Linked DNA regions of Homo sapiens: region 1 is linked to region 2. A link is a loop called in an ENCODE intact Hi-C map of the cell type or tissue named here. Cell type or tissue: ovary. All regions are shown on one strand.

Region 1 (8,000 bases), 64 kb before region 2:
ATAGAACAGGAAAAGTGCCTTGGAAACAAAGAAGCAGTTAAGCAGGTGAGGGAGATCAGAAGGAAGGATCCCATGAATTCTGCTGTCTTGAATTTTGACATAGTCGGGGAGAGGAGTGGGCCAGGAGGTGTGTGGGTGGCAAGTGTACTGAGGTGTCCACTCGGCAAGTGCTCAACTCTCAGGTGTGCCTATTCCTGAGGAGAACAATGGAAGGTGTGTCCATTCACCCTGGCCAAGCTGGGAAGAAAAGCCCAAAGGTTCTAATTGGCCTCACCATCACTCCCCAGGGTAGGAAGGACCCTACAGACATCAGAGCAGACCCTGCTCATCTCAGCAGCCAGGTGTTCGGAGGCTTTCCAGCAGCCCACCAGTGGCCGCCTTCTTTTCTTCCCTTTTTTAAAAAATAATGTTTACTGTTTTTATTTTCTGAGTGCAAATGTAATATATACTTATTACAGAAAATTTAGGAAATACAGAGAAAGGAAAGTAAGAAAATTAAGATCACATACAATATTCCACCACCCAGAGAGAACAACTATCAGTATTTTAGATGGTAAAGTATTATGATGTAATATATTGTTTGTATTCCAGTTTTTTTGCCTGTTGATATACTTTCTTTCTTTAAAAGGGAATGCTATATTGAGATAATTTGGATGCCTGCTTTGCTCATTTATAAGTATATCATGAGCATAATTCCATGCCATTAAATAGCACAGCCTGGTATTAAAAGCTGCATTACATTGGGTATTGAACCATAATTAATTTCCCCAAGCTTTTATTTGGGGTCATTAAGTTATATATGATGTTTTTAATAATATAACATCATGAATGTGAAACATTTATGCACATTCATGAATAGTTTAGGATAACTTCTCAGAAATGACATTTCTGAGTCAAAGAGTATATATTTCTTGTTTGATTTCCCTCCCAAAATATTCCAACTACACTCCTCCCATTGACGTATGAACATCTCCATTTGGCAGACTCTTGGCAATGCTTGGGATTATTAAAAATATTTTTGGCTATTGTATAGGCAAAATAATAATAACAATACCAGCAATATTATTTTCCTCTTTAATTTGCATTTATCTGAAGACCAGTGAGTTCTTTTTTCCTTTCTTCACATTGGAATGTATTATTATTATTATTATTATTATTATTATTGTTATTCCTCTTGCACTTGGTGATCTTAGGAAAATTTCCCAGGATGGAATCAAGAAGTCATCTTTGCTGGCTCTGATTCTGTCACTTGAGAGCTGTGTCATCCCAGAGTCTGAGTGCCTCAGTTTCCTCATGTACCTAGTGGGGGCGGTGATGACTGCCTTTTGGTACATTGAGGTCTGGGACTGTTGCTTATAATATACTTGTGTATAAGCACCACATGGCATGGATCTACCTGGCTATGTAACCTTGGTCAGGTTCTCTAACCTGCCTAGGCTTCAGTTTTCTCATCTGTAAAATGGAGATAATAGAACCTACCTAATGGGACTAGTCTGAGGCTTAAATGAGTTAATATACAAAAGGTACTTAAAACAGTGCCTGGAACACTGGGAGAACTAAATAACTATTACCAGTGTTCATCTATGTTGCATCCTTGAGATCTTTCATCAGGGCAACACAACAGCAACTGCCTGGGAGAGGCAGGTGGTAGAATCTTGGCATGTCAGGGCTGCAAGACTCATGTAGAAATCACTCCGCTCACTTAGACCTGGCGGATTGGGACGCAGAGTGTAAAAGGAATTCACCCAAGGTCACCCCATAAATGCATGGGAGAGACAAAACTAGAGCACAATTCTCCTGATGTTGTCCCACAAAGATATCACCCCTGAGCTATTGTGAGAAATGTCACCTCCCAGGGAGGATCAGTGTATTAGTGGTCTCCCCTCCTTGATGCTGGGAGTTCCAAAGGCTCTGGAAAGGGAAGAGGTGTGAAGCCCTTCTCACTCTGCTTGGTCTTAGGAGACCTTAGTGAGTCCCAGCGCCCCCACCTGAAGCCCCTGATAGCCTCCTACCCACTACAATGTCGTGAGTCTGTAACTATCAAGTCCATTTCCAGGCTTAAACCTCCCAGTCCAAGGCGCTGCCGTAGAAAACACCTCGCTTAGATCTGGCTGAACTTCAGGGGTTCTTCTTTCCCCCTCCCCAGGTGCACCCAAGATCCCAAGGCGGGGCAGTTACTCTCAGAGCTATTTACAAACCGAAAGGAGAACATTCCTCTCAAGCTTTCTGAAGACTGTCTTTACCTCAATATTTACACTCCTGCTGACTTGACCAAGAAAAACAGGCTGCCGGTAAGTTGTGGGACCCCCTGGTCAAGGCGTGTCAGTGCCAGTACCCCGCATCTTCTGGGGCAGAATGGAAGGGAGTGAAGGCAGCTTGGGGAGGGAGCTGCACAGGCCAGGATTGTTTCAGAGACCCCAGGGCCTCCACAGGAAACACTGGTTTTCCACACATCAGTTTACCCTCGTGACATAGGCACTCTGGGGGAGTTTGTTTTGCATCTTTAATGAACATCTTAATTGTTCCAAGTTCCCTCATGCTAATAGAAGGATGAGAATGATTACTTTTAGTTACTAGATTAAAAATCTGATACCAAGATTGGGTAAGACATGATTTTCAATGTTAGTGGTGGAAAGAACTTAGAGAAAAGCCAACACCCCAACTCTTCCTTTTCAAATAGAGAAACTGAGGCCCAGACAGGGAAGGGGAGGTCACCCAGTAGGGTAGTTTTGGCTCAAGTCTTCTGATCTTCACATCAGTGCTTTTGACATGGAGTAGGGCATTGAGCTTGTATGTGGCCTTTCTCCAGCACAGCAACATTCATCTGGGGTAACTTTCACTGTCCAGGTACGGATGTTGGGGGCGGAGCCTGGACAATCCCAGAAGCTCTTCCTTTTGCCTTTGGCCAAATAGCTGGGATTTCTTTTTGTACCTAATTTCCCTCCCTAATTGTCTTGGCAAAGGCTGATGACCCAGTGAGTCAGAATTTCCCAAATAAATGAAGGGCAGGACATGGGGCAGCCCGCCAGCTGCAGGTTGGAGGGTGGGGAGGGTCTGCTGGCAAAGGAGGCACCCAGGGTGAAAAAACAAGGGGTGTTGTGTCTAGCCAGTCTCCCAGGGGCACCGTGGCATGGTGCCTAGGAGTGGGGGAGCAGGTCTGCGAACGTGGAACTAGAAGTTGGTCCTACATGTGCTTTGTGAGACACAGGAAGTGAGAGAAAGGTTTACTCATTCATTCATTCATTCATTCATTCATTCATTCATTCTTCTATTGTGTACTCAGTGCCCCATATACACAGTTAGACCTGGGGCTTCAGGGAAAGGAGGAACATGAATCCACTCCACACAGCCCCTGCCTTCAAGGATCTTGCCTTCTGGGCTGTAGAGACATATCCTCCCTTCAGCACTTTATTGCAGGCCAGCCCTCAGGCTCAGTCTTCACACAAAGATGAATGCACACTCAATCCCTCCCCAGGAGGCAGGCAGGGATTAGAGTTGTGGGAGAAACAAGGGCTCTGGGAACCTGGAGTCAGGAGAACCTCCAGGAATGGCCACAGGCTCTAGAACTACACGGTCTGGGTTTAAATCCTGGTTCTGCTTTTGACTAGCTGAGAGACTTGGGAGTTTCTTAACTTCTCTAAGCCTCTGTTTCCTCAAAATGGGAATCATCACATATGATCAGTCAAGGGTGACCACTAAGCGTGATCTCAGTCCCTGGCTAAAAAGGCAGAGGCAGGCTCATACCCCTGCCCTAACAGTGGACTCACTGCACTGTGGCCGGCGCCTGCAGTGTGCTGGGCAGCTCAACATGTGGACTCTGGAGGCAGACTGCCTGGGTTAAAGTCCTGCTGCTACCACTTTTGAGTTGTAGGACCTTGGGCAGGTTAAGTGCCTCCATTTTCCCACCTGGATAATGGGACATTATTAGTACCTACCCAATGTATAGTTTATTTTACTGTGCTTAGAACAGCACTTGGGACATAGTTTATGTTACGAGTTCTTTTATATTTCATGAATAATATTATTACAATATCATTATTTTAGCCACTCTCACTTCTTCCCCACTATGTGGACTTTTAAAATGCAAGAATCATGCATGAGGAATTGTATCCACTCTCATCCTCCAGTATTAGCAGAGTCCCTGGCACATGCTAAGTTCTCGACAGTGTTAGTCCATTGACTGAAGGCATCCTGAAGTGGGTGGGTTTTAGGCTGGGTTCTGCAGGGTGGATAGGATTTGGGGATGCAGAGGCATAAGGAGGCATTTGAGGAAGAGACACCATCACAGGCACGTGTGCTTCTCGAGACAATCATTCATGCACAGAGAAGTTTACTTCACCAAGAGATAGTTAACTGAGATGAAGCTGAGATACAAGGGCTGCCCCATGGGTACGCTGAGTGCATGAATAGTCTAGGCTTGAGGGTGATGGGAGTGTCCTCCCGAAGAGGACATCCTTAGCCTTTGCTATGCCCATGATGATGTTCTCAGCATCAAGAGCCTTTCGGGGAGGAGGCACTGGAGGCTGGGTAGAAAGGAAGGGACAGCCAGGGTATGTGCAGTAGGGTGGTGGCTTGGGTCCCAGTTGGGAGAATTATGCAGGAGAGAGATTGCCTTTTGCAAAGTTGCTGGGAGCTGGTGAACTTTGGATAGCATCCTCCTTCAGTTGTAACCAACAGGTAGGTCACCAAACAAGACATCTTCTGAGTGCTCCCTGGCTCTGTGTCCTGTAACTGGTATGTTGCTTCCTCTCTGCCCAGGTGATGGTGTGGATCCACGGAGGGGGGCTGATGGTGGGTGCGGCATCAACCTATGATGGGCTGGCCCTTGCTGCCCATGAAAACGTGGTGGTGGTGACCATTCAATATCGCCTGGGCATCTGGGGATTCTTCAGGTAAGAAATCGGACTCTCCTCACTGCACTTTGGCCCCCAGAACGAGGATGCTAGGACCCAGCTCTTGTCATGCCAGCCCTCAGGGGAGCTTAGCTAGGTTCCACAGTAAGGCATCCAAGCCCCTTCGTAATTGGACACTACCTACCCTCTCACTACCCAGCCACTCATCCACTTGCCTCTGAGCTTTTGCATGTGCTGTTCCCTCTGCCTGGAATGCTTATTCTATCCGAAGAACACCTCTTCATCCTGCAAGACCCAGCCCCCAGTTACCTCCACTGAAAGACTCATCTCCTCTTCACCTATGTTTCTCCAGCACATTGCTTTTCTCTGTCATGACACTTAGCAGTCAGCCCAGCAGGTGAAGGTTGACACATCTGACTTCTCATGGAAAGGAGGGAAGGGGCAGAGTCACAGAGGGAGCTCAGGGCATGTTGTGGGTGAAGGAATGGGGGCTGCAGATGGTGGGGTGTGGGAGCATCTGACCCCTTCCTGTGGGAGTGTTGGGACCCACTCAGCTCATTTTCTGCTTGAAATTTGGCAAGTGTGGGAAGCAAGGATGGAGTCTTCCCATCAGGTCTCCATGGGGACAGGAGTCAGATCTCCTTCAAGGCGCAACTGCTATGAACCTTTTCTAAGGTTCTCCTCCATCCATGCCAGTCAGGTTTCTTCCTGAACACGCCACTCAGTTGGTCTCATTGCGGTCATCAATGACCTCCCCCTGCTCTCCACCCAACCTCTCAGGACTTCCCAGCAGCAGCAGATGGCCACTCAGCCTCTGTGACATGCTTCCTTCCCAGCCCCTTTCCTGGTCCTCCCTCCTCCCTGTCCACAGGCCTCTCTTGTCTCCCTCTCCCTCCTTACTAATTCCCAGTGATCCCAGGGAGCAGCCAGAGCCCCTGTTTCCAGCCCACCTCACCTTTGAAGCCCACAGGCATCACTCACTCCCTCCTCCCCACCCCTGGCTGTCTAAAGGGTGCCCCACTCTTCCCAGGGACAAGTTGAATCCTTGACTCCCACTGCCCCTCCCCAACAGAGACCCCCTTCTCCTCCCACCACGCCTCCACTCAGCTTCTGCTGCCACATCCTCCCTTGGGCTCAGGAGAAGGCCTTGTGGACAGCCCGGACTGTCTCTTTTCTCACAACCCTCTTGGCTGCGCCTTCAGAATCCACTCAGAGTCCCCTACTTTGCACCTCTTCCCTGGCTCCTAGCCCAGCCAAAGCTCTCTGTCTGTCACCTTGATTATGATCTTTAACACTTTCAGATCCCTGCCACTTTTATATAAAGCTGAGTTGCACAGTAGCCAGAGTGATCACTTAACACATGCATTGAATCATGCGATGCCTCTGCACAAAACCCTGCAGGGGCTTCCCATGCTCCTTACCATGACAGCCGAAGTTCTTGCCAGGCCCCAGGGCCCTCTCTAGCTGCACCTCCTGACTCACACTTTCTTTCACTGGGCCCCAGGCCCTTTGCACTTGCTTTTTCTTCTGCCTGGAATTCCTTTCTTTGGATATTTACAAGGTTCATGTGCTCATTGTGCTTGTTTTATGAAGGTCTTTGCCTCCAAAACCTCAAATGTCACTGCCTCCAAAAAGCCTTCCCTGATTGGGATCTGAAATGGCACCCCCTGTCCCACTCCTGTTTTTTTCCTTACTCCATTGTATTTACCTCAGTGCACTTTGACTACCTGACATCATTATATTCTCTCTATGTATCTGTTTATCTGCTTGTGATCTGTAGTGGGAATTCAGTGTCATCACAGGTTTTGCCTGTTTTGCTCTCAGATGTGCTCTAGCTCATAAGACAGCGTCAGGCATACAGTAGATGCTCAGTAAATAGTTGCCAGTTGTGTGAATGTAGAACCATACATCACCACAATGCTGTACTAATGAAAGCAGGGTCTCAGAGATGCTGAAGCCCAGCCTTATTCTTAAGGGTTCACTGAGAACCCCTAGCCCCATCTGTGGTCCTGAAGGTCCTGCATGACATCTCTGCTCCCCACCCTCAACCTGTTCTCTTCCTCACAGCACAGGGGATGAACACAGCCGGGGGAACTGGGGTCACCTGGACCAGGTGGCTGCCCTGCGCTGGGTCCAGGACAACATTGCCAGCTTTGGAGGGAACCCAGGCTCTGTGACCATCTTTGGAGAGTCAGCGGGAGGAGAAAGTGTCTCTGTTCTTGTGAGTTTTCCTGTCACCAGGCCCAACCCCACGCTTGATGTGATGCTGATGAGACCTCTTGGACACCTGTCAATCCAGCTATGGATACCTCTGATTACAATACCTGAATTCAGGACTGGCCCTACTCACAGCCCAGCATCAGGGGGTAGAAAGCTAAAGACCAGCTCTCCTTGGCCCCCAGGAAGCTCAGAGCTCAGCTTAGTGTCCTGGGGCCATATGAATCTCCAGTTGCAGCCTGCAATGGTGGCATTCTCCTCTTCCAGCTTGGTTGAGCTCTCTCTCTCTCTCTCTCTTTCTCTCTCTCCTTCACACTCATTTTAACATAAGGACTCACATCCCTTCTCTTGGGAAGTAGGAATAGGCATAAATTATGAGTAAGGGCAGGCAGAGAGAAGAGGTGGACAGAGGTCATTGTTTGGCTAAACCAGACCTACATGTGGAGGGGACATGGACACTGAGCAGGCTGGGAATTCCTCTGGGGTGGTCTGATGGCTTGTCCATGCCCAAGAAGGAGGCGACAGTCTTTGTGACTGTGGGGTCCAGTGGGCTAGGGGAGGCAGGCAGAGGAAGGAGGGATGGAGCCGCGGATAGGGAGGGATGGGGCAGGGGTTGTGGGTCATAGACACAACCTTGGGTGTGAGGGGTCCTGCTGGGATTGGGGATTGGGTTCAGGAGACACTGGGGGATCTGGGATGAAAACCCAGATGAGAGGTGCTGGGAGCTGTAGGAAGACTTCCACCTCCTTGAGGTGGGCAGAGGGTCAGCCCACTACTGGATTCCTCAGTCCCGTGTTGGTTTTATAGTGGAGTAGATCTAGCCTGGAATAGCGAGTGAGTCACTGACCCCACTCCTGAGCATGAACTCTCCTCCCCTCCACTCTGCTGTCAGGTTTTGTCTCCATTGGCCAAGAACCTCTTCCACCGGGC
Region 2 (8,000 bases):
AGGAAGTGGCCGTGTCCTGGGAGAGGTACCCATAACGCAGTCTAGGAATTAGAAGAGGGGGCAAGGCCTTCTGATTGCGGGCATCATGGAGGAGCTGGGACTTGCAGTAGAGGAGGATTGAATGAGGGGAGATGAGAAGCAGAGAGTGGTACACAGCAGAGAGAAGGGAATTTGCTGAGGCTCAGAGCAGCAGAATGCAGAGCCTGCCTGGGGAAGGGGGCATGGCCCACATGCACCAGGTGGAGTCTGGGGGGAGTGGAAAATATTCCTGGAATGAGACCGCGCATGTCAGGGAGGGCTTAGAATGCCAGGCTAAGCGCTTGAGTTTTCTTTACAGACAAATAAGCAGCAGGAACCGTTCCAGATAAAGGATGTGATCAGGTCAAGGAAGATTCTTCTGGTGGCCCTGGGCAGGTCTGCTCCATTCTTTCAGCACAGACAATGTTTCCTCACTGAGCTGAAATTCATTTCCCACAGCCTCCGCATCAGTTCTGGTTCTACCTGTCATGGGACTATACTGGCCTGATCTGATCTGCAGCCTGTGGCCTTTCAGACACTTGATCTTGCTGCCCACCCCTCAGGTCCTATCTGGCTCCAGTCACCTCAGTTTGTCTGAGCTTCCCTCCTAGGAAATGATTTCCAGCCTCTTGTCCTCCCAGCTGCTCTGCTTTGGATAAAGACAAGATGTTAACACCTCCCTCAAAGTGTGGGGCTAGAACAGAACAGAACAATTCAGATTTGGTCTTAGAGGGGAATATCCAATCACAATGGAAACTCCTTATGCAAAGCCCAGTTACACAACAGCATCCATGTCTCATCTTATTAATAGCCAACACTGCAATGTCAATATTTAGCTTCTTTTCTTTTGTTGTTGCTAATTACAAACAATACTGAGATGAACTTCCTTGGAAGCATGTTTATCGACATAGCAATGGGTGGTGGCATTACATGTGGCCTGTTTTCTTGGTGATTTCCACCTTTTCAGCACTGTATGGGATTTCTGGTCTTCACCTGAAATCTTCCCAACCGATCTTAACTATTTTAAAATTTTAAATAAAAAAAGAAAAAAATATGTAGAAATATGATGATGTCTAAAAGGTATTTTGAAAGACTTGGAGACCAGGCACAGTGGCTCACCTGTAATCCCAGCACTTTGGAAGGCCAAGGCAGGCAGATCATTTGAGGTTAGGAGTTCAAGACCAGCCTGGCCAACATGGTAAAAACCCCTCTCTACTGAAAATACAAAAATTAGCTGGGCGTGGTAGCATGAGCCTGTAATCCTGGCTCCTCTGGAGACAGAGAAGAAGGAAAGAAGGAAAGGAAAGAAGGAAGGAAGGAAGGAAGGAAGGAAGGAAGGAAGGAAGGAAGGAAGGAAGGAAGGAAGGATGGAAGGAAGGCAGGCAGGCAGGCATGCAAGCAGGAGCGAGGGAGGAAGGGAAAGAAAAGAAAAGAAAAGAAAAAGACTCTGTCCCTGACTAGACGTGGGGGGAAATGGAAGGGAAAGAAGATCAAAGACCTGGCTTGTGATGTTGGATCCCTGTTTACATAGGCTCGGTGGAGATGTCAGTGGGATATCATGGCAAGATGACGCCACAGGACGAGTGCACTTCAAGGCTGGAAGGAAGCCTGGTGGGGGAGCAGGGCAGAATGTTCTCCTAGACAGTGAGCATACACACCATGGATTTGTATGGCTTCATTGAAGATGCCAGTGTGAGAGGGAAGAGAAAAAAACAAAGATCAAACACAGGGACCACTACAGCCAAGACGAAAGATCCATCAGAGTAGCAGGGAGAGAACGTTCCCACGTCCTGGAAGCCCAGGGAGGAAGAGGGCAAGGAACCAACTAAGATTGCTGAGGACTTCAGGGAGGTGGAGGAGAGTCAAGTCAGAGAAGAAACCACTGGGCTGGTCATGCTCAGCTCAGGGATTCCCTTCAACAGGATGAGGTGGATGGCAGCCAGATTGCCAAGGGTGAAAAAGTGGGTGAATGGGGGGAGGCAGAAACAAGTGTGAGAACAAGACCAGTTGCTGCTGATGTTATATGAAGCACGAACATGGTGGGCACCTACTATGTGCCAGGCATGCATTCCAGTTTTTTAAATTAATCTTCAAATAAGCCTTGCTGGGTAGGCATCAACATGCCCATTTTACAGAGGAGGAAACTGAGGAAGTGGAGGCAGCCTGTATGGTCTTCCTAAGGAAGGAAATGGATGGCATTGCCAGGAGTAACCAGAGGTAAAGGAACATTCAGTTCCAAATAGGCTTCCTCTCTTCCTCTGCCCTTCCCCACAGTTCCAGAGCTCTCGCAGTGTCAGGCTGCCAGAAGGAAGACAGGATGCAGACGGGGCTGGGCTGTCAGGATTCAGGACCCAGAGACAGACCTAGGCGTGATTTTCGGGTTGACCCTGGGCAAGTACATTTCCCTGTGTGAGTTTCAGTTTCTATGTCTATAAAATGGCATGGGGGTATTTCGAGGCCCCTCGCTGCACCCCTCTATGTACCATGTGTTTTGTTTTCTGTATTCTGATGCTCTGGCATCTGAGGCCTTGTTGACCTTGGAGAAACTCCCTCTCAGGGTCCAGCCAACCTGGAGCCCACACTCCAACCGCCTCTTTGATCGGGTTGCCATGCCCTGGCCACTACCCACCTGCCCTAATCATGCCAGGGCTAGGTACAAAACAATTAGGAACAGCCCCTGTGCCCCAGAGCCCCTGAAGTATCCCAACTTGCCAGTCCTCAGCCTGCCTGCCCTGCCTTTCCTCTTCTATCCTTGGAAGCCACAGTAAAAGCCCCTTGGCCTCAGATCCGCCCTGTCCCCTCCCCAGGCTCTGCTGCTTCCCCTTGTGCCCCGCGCACTGGTGTCCCCCTCCTGTTGAGAACATGAGTAAGAAACTGTCTTTTTAATGGCAAGAGGTCCTGATATAGTGGCCTGACCACAGCTCGAATTTTCTATTCATACACTACATTTTTAAACAGCGCCTTTAAATTTATCCACCCCTTTTTCATGCTTTCTACATACCAGGCGCTTCCAAGAGTGCTTTAGAAACAACCACCCATTTCCTCCTCACCAAAGCCCAGTGAGGTAGGTAGCACTGCCACCTCTGTTTCAGAGAGGGGGTAACCCAAGCACAGAATAGCTCAGTCTCTTGCCTAAGTACACACAGCGAGGAAGCGCCCAGCGGGGACTCGAACCCAGGCACTCTGGCTCCAGAGTCGATGCTCTTAATATTCTCCTGAGCCGCTATCCGTTATCGAGCCATAACGGGACGAATTATGGGACAATAAACTGAGCTGCCTAAATTTCTCTTGTGTGCGGAGTGAGGTGGGCCGGCTGCCGGCCTTCTTGGGGCAAGCAGTGCAGGGCGGTCTCAGCATGTTCACCCTCCCTGTGTCTCCGCGCGGGCCAGGCTGGCTGGGCTCAGCTGCTCCAAGTCCAATTCCAAGTACGGAGGTCGCGCCCCGCCACGGAGCCGGACCTTTTGTGTCTTTGCCTTTCTACGCATCTGCGCCCAGTTCGGCCCAGAACAAGGATTTCAAAAAGTGCCCCGCATATTTGACTTCAGAAGGACTCACCCCAAGCCGCGGAAGCAGCGAGAGTGGCCAGGACAAGAGCAGGGAGCCACATCCTGGAAGGGCGACAGTTCCGGGGGCCTGCGAGGTCTCCGTGCAGCTCAGAGGGACTGTGCTGTCCAGCCCTGGCGCCACCCTGGCCCCCAGTTACCGCCCTGCACTGCCAATTGCCTAATCCTCTAATTGGGAGAGATCAGAAAAGCCCTCCCTTTCCCCAGATCTCCCTGGGCTTCCAGTGGGGCCTCAAGCCACGCCCACTCACAGTTTACCCTCTTTCATCAAACCAATCTGGACTCTACTCTCAGATTACAGAGAGCTGTAAACTCGCCCAACTGCTTGTGGCATAACGGTGTCACCCTTGCAGGACTCTAACCTTAGTGCTCTCTGAGGGCCCCCAAAGGCCCGCACCAGCAGGCAGATGCTTTTAGGCAAAGGGAAGCTTTGATCTGAGGTCCTCAGAAACAACTGGAAAATGTTAGAGCCACTCACACCTCACAGCTCAGCTGGGTAAGTTAGGACATATCTCAGCTCCCAGGGCTTGTGTTTCATAGCGTTCCAGGATTTCAAGCTTGGAAGCGATCCTAAATTTTATCCAGTCCACTTTCTGATGCCTGAATTAGCTTCACAGTATCCTGCCAACTAGCCAAGCCTTCTCACACACTTCCAATCTCAGGTAAATCACTACCTTCCAAAGCAGGAATTTTTGGACAGAATGTAAAAATGATTCCATCTCTCAATAGCTCCTGGCTTTAATCATCCATCCATTCATGTACCCATCCATTCTGTGAACATTTACCAAAATGCCAGGCACCTGGCCATGTATAATGGATACAAAGGTCAATTCAAGACATGGTTCAGCTTCTCAAGGGGTTCACCATTGTAGACAACACATATAGGGTGGAGGAGCAGTAGGTGTGATGTCAAGGCAATGTGAAATCACCAAATTAAGGGGATACAGAGTGCTCTGGGCACACCTGGAAAACTGTCATTTACAAGCTGCTGGGGACACAAGGAAGTCACTCAAACCTCTTTCATGGGATTATTAAATGTCCAACAATAGGGAATTCACTAAACACACTGTGATACCGCTGGCTAAGGAAATATGATGTATTCACTCAAAATAGTGATGTGCACAGCTACTTATTAACAATGAAGACAGGATGCGTTGTGAAAGGAAAAAATAACAGGTTATAAACTGTTGTGCGGTGTAGGCAGTTCCTCCAAAAATTCAACATAGAGTTTCCATATGACCCAGCAATTCCCCTCCTAGGTGTCTACCGAACAGAACTGAAAGCATGTCCATAAAAAACTTGTACACAAAGAGCAGTGTCATTCATCCTAGTCAAAAAGTGGGCACAACCCACATGTCCATGACCTGATGAATGTGTAAATAAAGTGTGGTGTATTCGTGCAGAGGCATATCATCCAGCCATAAGAAGAACATGCTACAATGTAGATGAAGCTGGAAATCATTATGGTAAAGGAAAGAAGCCAGCCACAAAAGGCCACATGTCATATGATGCTTTTTATGTGTAATTTCCAGAATAGTCAAATCTACGGAGACAGAAAGTGTTTGACAGGGTCTGGGGAAGGGGAAAGAGACGGGGATGAGGAATAACTGCTAATGGGCATGAGTTTTATCTTGGGGGTGGTAAAAATGTCCTGGGATTAAATAGTGATGATGTTAGTGCAACTTTGGGAATATACTAAACACCACTAGATTGTACACTTTAAAAAGGTAAACTTTATGACATGTGACTTATATTTCAATAAAATAATGAAATATTTTTGAAAATCTAGATAGGTATAATATGGTCCCGTTTTGGTAGTAACATATGTCTTTATTTGCATGGGAAAATATTGGAAGGCTATATAGCTAATTAGAATTACAACAGCCATTTCCTGGCTGTAATCTTGTCAGTGTTTTTACTTATTTGCATTTTCCACTTTTATTTCTTCATACATTCATTGACAAATATTTACTGAGAGCTTACTGTGTGGCAAACACTATGCCGAGAGTTTTGTATGCAGGAACTCAGTCTCAGTTCTCAAAATAACCCCATGAGATTAATGCTGTCTCACAATCTTAAATTGATTTCTGTTGTTTAAGCCACCCAGTCTGTGATATTTTCTTCTGGCAGCCTAAGTAGACTAATACATAGGCTCAACTCAATTCCGTTATTTATTCCCAAAAGAAACTAAGGCCCAGAGATGGGGAGGGTTTGCCTAAGGCCACACAGCAACTCAGTGGCAAAGTCAGAACCAGTACTTGAGGTTTCTGCCTTCCAGCACAGTGTGGCTGGCAGCCATTTCTCTTGCTTTTATACATCAGGAAGATATTCTAATCAGTAGCCTTATCTAAGGCAAATTGCCTTGTCAGCTCATTGACCCAGGCTGAGCATGGTAGGGCTGAAGGGATAGAAATAGCCAGGGGAGGCTGGGCACTGTGGCAACCCTTCCTGCTTGGTAATCCTAGCACTTTGGGAGGCCAAGGTGGGGGGATTGCTTGAGAGAGGAGTTCAAGACCAACCTGGGAAACATAGTAAGACCCTATCTCTACAAGAATAAGGAGAAAGGAAGAAGAAGAAAAAGAGGAAGGAGAAGAAGAAAAAGAGGAAGAAGAAAAAGAGGAAGAAGAGGAGGAGAAGGAGGAAGAAAGAAGAAGAAGAGGAAAGAAAGAAAGACGGAAGAAAGAAGAAGAAAGAAGGAAGAAGAAGACTAAGAAGGAGGAGGAGGAAGAGGAGGAAGAGGAGAAAGGGAAAGAAAGAAAAAGAAAGAAAGAAAAGAAAAGAAAAGAAAGAAAAAGAGAGGAAGATGAGAGCCAGGTACCAGGTACTTGGGGAGCCATGTTCTACTTTCCCAATGTCACTTGGCAAGCCTGCCCTTGTCCAGTCCAGACCACGATTGACATCAGGAAAGATTGGGCAACGAGCAGCCATAAAGCACATGACAGTCCCAGACCTGCTAATGGATTCTTGCCCAAGGCCGTGAGTTGTATCTGAAATGAAGCTTCTGGAGACCCAAATTCAAAAAGGGATGCTCATTAGCACTCATTCTAGCCACGTGCAGGCTGGTGAGGGGCATTCTGTGATGGGAATGAGGATGCTCTGACAGCATGAGAATCAGTCCCCAGAACTAACCGACTCTACAAAAGTTGACCTGAGCTTAGGGTTCCTCCCTTACTTTTATCCAGGACAGAAACCTGGTTGATAAACTGCATGCTAATAAAAAGCATCCCTATCTCTATCCACAAGGGACAATCTGGGTGGTCCTCCTAAGTAGAAAGCAAAGCTAGTCCCACTCACTCAGCACAACACACACACGCACACACATGTGCACACATGCACGTGCCTGTTAACCATCCTGCCCTGTTGCCTTAGTCAGCTGACCTTTGCAACCTGAGAAACAGTCCTGGCTCTTTGCCTATGAAGATTTTGTGGTGCTGTATTCACAAAATATAAGATGTAAGGATTAGTTCTTCTCCTGAACCACTGCGCAATCACACTCCTGCTTGTGACACCAGCCAATTGTGCAAACAGAGAATTTTTTGGCCACTCCTGGGACTGCCCATTTCTGGTTCATGATGATTCTGCAGATTGTGATGGGTGAAGCTGGAGCCTACCAAGCCTTCCAGTAGATCTCATTTTTGCTTAATACATATAACTCCCCTGCATCACTTCAGCTGTAAGCAGTACGTCTCTTGTTTAAGCGGCAGTTGATTTAGGTCATTGCTTTTCCCTGGGGAATCCCTCTGGTTTCCCATGTGGAACTATATGACGTGGAAAGTAAAATCTGAGGAACTGGCCTTAACTTCTAAGCAGGGGGTAGGACTTGGGAGAGGGGGCATATCTGGGGGCTTCAAATGAACTCCCCCAAACCTCTCCACCTCCATCAGTTTACTCAGCAGATATATGGAAAGCTAATATTAGAGCAGGCATTGGGCACAGCAAGCCCATGTCCTGCTGAGCCCCTCACTCAGCTTTGTCTCTGAACTGTGGGATCGATCAGGTGTAGATTTTGTGGTGGAGAACACGGAAATGGGAGACAGAAGTCTGAGAATCCACTGGGTGACATTTGGGAATTCCTTGTGGAAAGGCAGGGGGTGGCTATGGGGGAGGGGCTCTCTCACGCACCCTTCACCGTGGCTCCACACTCTATGAATCCAGGATTCTACGACATTCTCCACTGCAGCCTGGACATATGCAGTGTTTCTGGAACCTCACTTATTCTCACACTAATATCATGGTTTTTTGCCTCATCAGCATATCGTCTGTACTTCTATGAACAGTTTTCTTTAAATGAAGCACTCTTTTTACTTTAACATGCTCACTCAAAAAGGAGACTTTATACCATTTCCATAACTGCAAGACCTGTATAACCTGCCATAAATTAGAGGTATGCATGGAAAATGTGTAACTGCATTTTTTAAA

The links. A loop is a pair of places that touch in the nucleus more often than their neighbours do. Peaks named below come from ENCODE experiments on the same cell type or tissue, not always from the same donor. Only the 100,000 strongest peaks of a DNase experiment are listed, where the experiment ranks them.
Region 1: a loop joins it to region 2, with 4 times the contacts of the local background. A loop is called at or near these places in 37 of 110 quality-filtered maps.

What each region holds. Positions count from the first base shown.
Region 1 is chr16:55,820,442-55,828,441 of GRCh38, reverse strand. It overlaps CES1 (carboxylesterase 1), which reads left to right. Exons shown (of 14, transcript NM_001025195.2): 3 at 2,147-2,291; 4 at 4,759-4,892; 5 at 6,921-7,074; 6 at 7,963-8,000. Among named protein-coding and RNA genes, the nearest start is that of CES1, 8.7 kb to the left of the region's middle. In ovary, no CTCF peak of the experiment used is centred here; no DNase peak of the experiment used is centred here.
Region 2 is chr16:55,756,267-55,764,266 of GRCh38, reverse strand. It overlaps the pseudogene CES1P1. Among named protein-coding and RNA genes, the nearest start is that of CES1, 73 kb to the left of the region's middle. In ovary, no CTCF peak of the experiment used is centred here; a DNase peak (open chromatin) is centred at 3,646.